Regions from separate parts of the Homo sapiens genome. Here region 1 is linked to region 2. Evidence: chromatin contacts called from ENCODE Hi-C data. All regions are on one chromosome and are shown on one strand. The core of a region is the stretch at or near the end of the contact, and the rest is flanking DNA. Distances in the headings are between cores, read along the strand shown. Region 1 overlaps CDKN2B-AS1 (CDKN2B and CDKN2A antisense cis and trans regulatory RNA 1). Region 2 holds the start of DMRTA1 (DMRT like family A1).

What was found. Hi-C counts contacts between places; a loop is a spot of excess contacts on that map. Pooled maps may share reads with other maps.
Region 1: a map with no recorded cell type shows a loop between it and region 2 (4-fold over the local background). The contact joins the enhancer-like site here to the promoter of DMRTA1 in region 2. A Hi-C loop is called at or near these places in 2 of 168 maps with a recorded cell type or tissue (CD8-positive, alpha-beta T cell and IMR-90), 8 of 37 single-sample maps with no recorded cell type and 4 of 50 pooled maps.

The regions. Positions count from the first base shown.
Region 1 is chr9:22,051,318-22,054,017 of GRCh38, reverse strand. The region is part of intron 6 of CDKN2B-AS1 (CDKN2B and CDKN2A antisense cis and trans regulatory RNA 1); the gene reads right to left. Among named protein-coding and RNA genes, the nearest start is that of CDKN2B, 43 kb to the right of the region's middle. Within about 2 kb of position 1,322, at least 5 of the 41 ENCODE cell types and tissues checked have a DNase peak (open chromatin) inside an H3K27ac peak, as active enhancers do.
Region 2 is chr9:22,445,524-22,448,223 of GRCh38, reverse strand. DMRTA1 (DMRT like family A1) reads right to left here and starts at 1,400. Exons shown (of 2, transcript NM_022160.3): 1 at 492-1,400. The coding sequence starts at 1,158. RefSeq lists an enhancer at 725-1,224.

The sequences.
Region 1 (2,700 bases), core at 73-2,572, 390 kb after region 2:
AGAGGGTCAGTAACTTATCCCAGGTCACACAGTTAGTTATGAGTTAACTTTTTTTTTTTTAATTTAAGGCTGCTTATTGCAAAGCCTGTGCTTTTTTGCTAAACCATCTCTTTTTCTGTTACGTATGTCCTAAGTAAAAATCCTTATTTTTTCCTTCGATGGCTGTAACAATTAGCTAGTGACGGTCTACAAGACATCAAGGAGGACCTAAGGAATAAAATACAGCAATCAGGTCTAAAACAAATATATGTTGCTATTTCTTCTTTGTATGCACCATAGTAGTATACTGTATTTCCATTAGAAGTTATGTTAATAAGAAAATTTTTGAATGTTCTTGCTCCAAACATCAGCATATACTTGCATTCTCTTACACTGGGAAGAAAGAAAGTGGTAGAAAGAAGTCATCTGGAAGGTAGCTCTGGCTACGAGTTGGAGGAAAAGGGAAGAGAGAGAAAAACAAGTTATCAGTGGTACACATAGTCAGGGCCAAAACTTTATAAACCAAACAGAATTTCCACAGACCTAATGATCACTGGGAATTATCTGCCAAGCTGCTAGGTGAAACATGCTGAAAAACAGCCTGGGCCTATGGCAAACATGTTTAGCTTTATGATTTTCTTCATCCCCTCTTCTGACTTGCACAATGTTGCCCCCAACTGTCTTCTAAAACTAATCACTCTTTCATGGTCAATGGAAACTTAGAAACCTAGATTCTCAAACGTTTGCTAAAAAAGCCCAGGTCTTTCTAGACATCTGTAGATAGATAAATAACCTAGTGATAAAGAATATACATTCTGTTCAGGTCCATCCTCCAGCTCCGTCCCATATTAATTGTGTGATAATCCAAACTGGTTGTTTTGTGCTAAGATTCCTACTTCCTGCACTTTCAGATTCACATACTCAGAGCTAGAAAACTTTTGAGAGTACAAGGTGATAACTACTGCAAATTCACAGAAGATTACATAAGTATAAATAGTCAACCTAACCTCCCTCTTCCTCTAACATTTTCTCACAAAACTAAAAAGTTTGGAAACTCCTTTTCTTAATGCTGGCGCCAGTTCAGCCACACTCTAGAAGGTATTGGTTTCATGAACTACAATGTGGAATCATCAAAATAAAGGGGCAGGATGAGAAAAAATGACAGCATGGGGCTTTGTGGTGTGTAGATTTAGTTGCTCATACAAGAACCTGGGAGGGGGAACCCCCCAAAAGATTAGTCACTTCATTTTATGTTGAGAACCCAATTCAGGTTAACAAAGTGTTGCCAACAAAGGAGATGAGAAAATGGCAGTATTCACTTGCTCTGGACTGAATAAACAAATGCGGGATTTGTGGGCTGACTAATGTCCTGGGATAAACCAGGCAGTCAGCCAAATTCTACGAGTTTTGATGAAAAGACAGCAAGCCCACACTTTTCTTCATGAAGAGTGCTCTGTGGGAGTATTGATGTCCACATGGGCAGCCTGGGTCTTCAACTTGCCTTAAAGATTCGCCCTTATCCAGCCACAGGAAATTCTCAATGCTTCTGTAATTGAAAACCTAGATCAAATGACAGAAGCTAAATTCCTTCTTCTTGAGAAGTGTTATCTGTCATGCATCTCTTTGTAGAAACGTGTTATCATTGTCCTTTTTTAAGCACTACATTACTCTGAAAATATACAGTTAGGTCACTAAAATGTGACTCTAGCTTTTCATTCATTCATTTCATTCACTGAATGCCTGCTATGCTCTAGGGACCATGTAGGGCTTTGTATATAGAACACTTAATGAGTCAGACATTGAAGCCCCCCATCCAGCCTCGAAATTCCAAGGGCACTGAAAAAAGTAAAATAGTACTTGTAATTTCATTGGGGGAAACTATTAAAATTTGAAATATTTTGGTGAGAGAGGCAATAAGTTTTTCAATTAAGGTCTTAATACAAGGTTGTAGGGAAGTCAGAAATGAGAATGTGGAGTTTCCTTTAATCTGGCCACCAGGATCCCCCACCATGATGTGAGGACCACAGTCATGATTTAACCTCAGGCTAAAATGGATTTTATTACAAACTGTGCAGCTAGTGAAATGTCAAGGGTTGTTTCACAGGATCTTAACTAACACAAGAAAAACTTCCTAGCAGCAGCTGATGCAAACTCCTTTAAATGTATACGTCTAATTTATCTATCCAGATAATAAATATACGTGGTATATGCAGGCTGAAAACAAAATCCCTGGAGTGTTTCGATGTGAGTATAATATACCTAGAAGCAAAAACTTCACTGATATAAAGGATGCATTTTATGAGTCTCCACAAAAATCTCCAACTTTTTATGAAATGTAAGGCCTTCTTAAGTAGTGTTTACTACATACAGCTTTCATAGTTCCTATATGAATACCTACTCTCCATGATTTATCAGCCTTCTAGAGTCCCAGTAGGATGCTGCCAAATTGCAAATTTGGAGAATTAGTTTTAAGAAACATTGTATATAACTGCCTTTGGAAGAAAATTCAGGTAGATTAGCAAAGATTTTAAGCAAGTCCTTTCACAAAAACCTGCAGAATTTCAAGGAGTCTGGGGTTTATGAAATCATCAAATCAATACCAAGTTTAACACATTTATGTTACTCTTATAAGCATAACTCTTTGGGAATAAAGGTATTACAAAAACAAGATTTGGAAAAGGAGGCTAGCTCTTGTTTAATTACTGTGAAGAGCAGAGAATT
Region 2 (2,700 bases), core at 151-2,650:
CAGGGAGGATCACCTGAGCCTGGGGAGGTTGAGGCTGCAGTGAGCTGTAATGGCGCCACTGCACTCCAGCCTGGGCAACAGAGTGAGATCCTGTCTGGAAAGAGTACAGAGCAGACTCAAACACAGCACCTCTTACGAAGCTTTTCGCTCAATGCCTGCTTGAAGTTCTACTCACACAGTGAAAGTCAAATCAACTTCCGAGTAAATAACTCTACTCCTAGGGTGAATTGCTCATTTGTTACCACCCATGCTTCATTTTTTCATTATCTCATCCTATCACCTGAGGGAACAACAGTAAATTCCTCCAAAGTGAAGGCGATGGGGTCTCTCACACTCTCATTAATGTCCATATTGCTGAGCAGTTCCCCAAAACTTAAAGTGTTTCTTTTAAACAACTATTCCTGCCCGCCTATGGACACGGTGGCTTGTTTCAGAGTTTCTTTCCAGAACAACCATTCCTTGAGCAAAGAGTAAATCAAAGACCAACTCACCTTGTTTTTCCTCAGGATAATCTTGCTGGAAAACTTCGAAAGCGGGGGTCGCGGAACCACTGGCCTGTCTCAAGGCACCCAGTCCCAGCGCAGCCCCCGCCGCAGGGCCGCCCGTGGACTGTGGATTCTCGGCTCTGCCGCCGCCCCCGGATGCCCGACCACCGGGGGGCCAGGAGAGCCCCGAGCACAGGAGCCTCTGTAGCCCCCGGGCTTCGCTCTCCTCCTGCGCCTGCTGCCTGCGCAGCGCCACCTGGGCGGCCATGACGCGCTGGCGCTCGGCGATCAGGGTGCACTTGGCACACGCGCAGTCCCGCCAGCGGCAGAAGCGCTTGTGGCCCTTGAGCGCTGACACCACACCATGGTTACGACAGCGGGCGCACTTGGGCGTCCGCGGGTAGCCGCAGCCCACCGCGCCTACCCCGCTCTCCAGCCCGGGAGCCGGCGGGCAGCCTCCGCTTCCCGAGGTGGCGGCAGCGGCGGCGGCGGCCGCGGCCGCTGCTCGCAGAAAGAGGCTGGGCGGCCGCAGGAACGCTGGGGGAACCTGCATCCCCGATGGTACCGGCAACGCCGGGGACGGGGGCGGAGGGGCAGCCACCACTAGCCCAGGGGCCAAGTGAGGTCGGCCGCTAACGCCTCGGTCTCTGCTGCCACACTGTGACCGCTCCATTCCCGAGAAATTTCTGGCCGGGAGTCCCAAGTGGAAAGTGCGCTGACCGCAGCTAACCCTGCTGGGAGGCTGGGGAAGCCGGGGCAGGACGCGCCGTGGTCCTACTGAGCTCCACCCGCGCACGGACAAAAGTTTTACACTCTTTCCACTCGGAAGGAGTTGGGACGACCGCGTCCTGGAGCTGGAGACGCTGAGAGGTGCAGCTGTCCCGTGAGCCTGGCAGAGACCCCGGGCGCTAAGTTAATGCCTTTGTGCCTCCAGCCAAGAAGGCAAGGCTAGAGAGGCTACCCCGCCCACCCAGGCTCCCGGCCCAGCGCGGAAGCCGGGGGAGGGCCCGGGGCGGGGAGTGGGGACCTTCTGGGAGGAGGGCGGCGGGGAATCCGTCCAATGGGCTGCAAATGTCTCCTCCCCCAAAAAAAGCCCGTTTCTACTTGCTTCCCTAGGAGTTCTCGACGTCTATTTTTGTAAACTAGCCTTTGCAGCCTCCCCTTTTACTGCCCTTTTGAAATTAAGCAGAGTTTGAATTTCTCCTTTTCCCACTTCCACGCTTCTCCTAAGAAAGTCTGAAGATTTGGATTTTGAGTTCTCCTTTCGGGTTCCCAGATGAAGTCTTCATGTCTGCAGCAGTTTGGCCAATGTTAGTGGGATCCCAGCTTGATAGACTACGAATTTGTTACCCACCAGAAAGATGCCTTATTTTAAATGGGTCTTAGGACAGCATCAAAACAATGGATAAATAACTAAGGGAAGTGATTCACATTCAGATTCTTTTCATGCATTCTATTTATTTACACATGCGAATTTGGGTTGTGTGTACTCTATTTTAAAATACTGCTACTTTAAAAAAGTTATCAAACTCTTCTCTGCGCCTATTTATAGGCAGCGATTGTGTTAAAGCTGTTTCAAAAATACTTATGTCTATTGTAAAGTATTGGGGAAAGTCGTTTAGATCATTATTTAAATATGCTGTCATGAATGCATTCTTCACATATGAATTTAATGCCTTTAATTATAAGAAAAGACCATAAGGCGTTTAAGTCAAAAGAGCATCTGAGATAGAAAATTCATGAATGTTTATTCTTAATGGAAGGTAGCGTCAGCACTCTGCCAGCTCTTCAAGATGGTATCCAACTACCTTGGACAAGTTATTCATTTTCCATCCCTAAGATAGCAATTAATAATGATATTTTTACCATTCCACCTGTTCACATTCAGAGCAGATATTGCTGATCTATCTGGCCTTTCTCCTACCAACCTACTCAACACCATCACCACCACTACCATCCTCTCATACAAACATCCTATCGTAGAAGTTTTCCACCCTTCCTAAGAACTGGAACTACCTAGGGAACTTTTAAAAGAGATGGACACTCCAATCTACGTAATGTATTCTGATTCTTTTTGTCTGTGTCTTAAACTCTGAAGGTGAAAATTACATACAATGTTTAGAACTACCACTCAAGGAATTCCTAACCTCTGGGGGTTCTATGATATCCAACCTTTCTCACAACTCTTTATCTTTGTTCAAGCTACTCCTGCCTA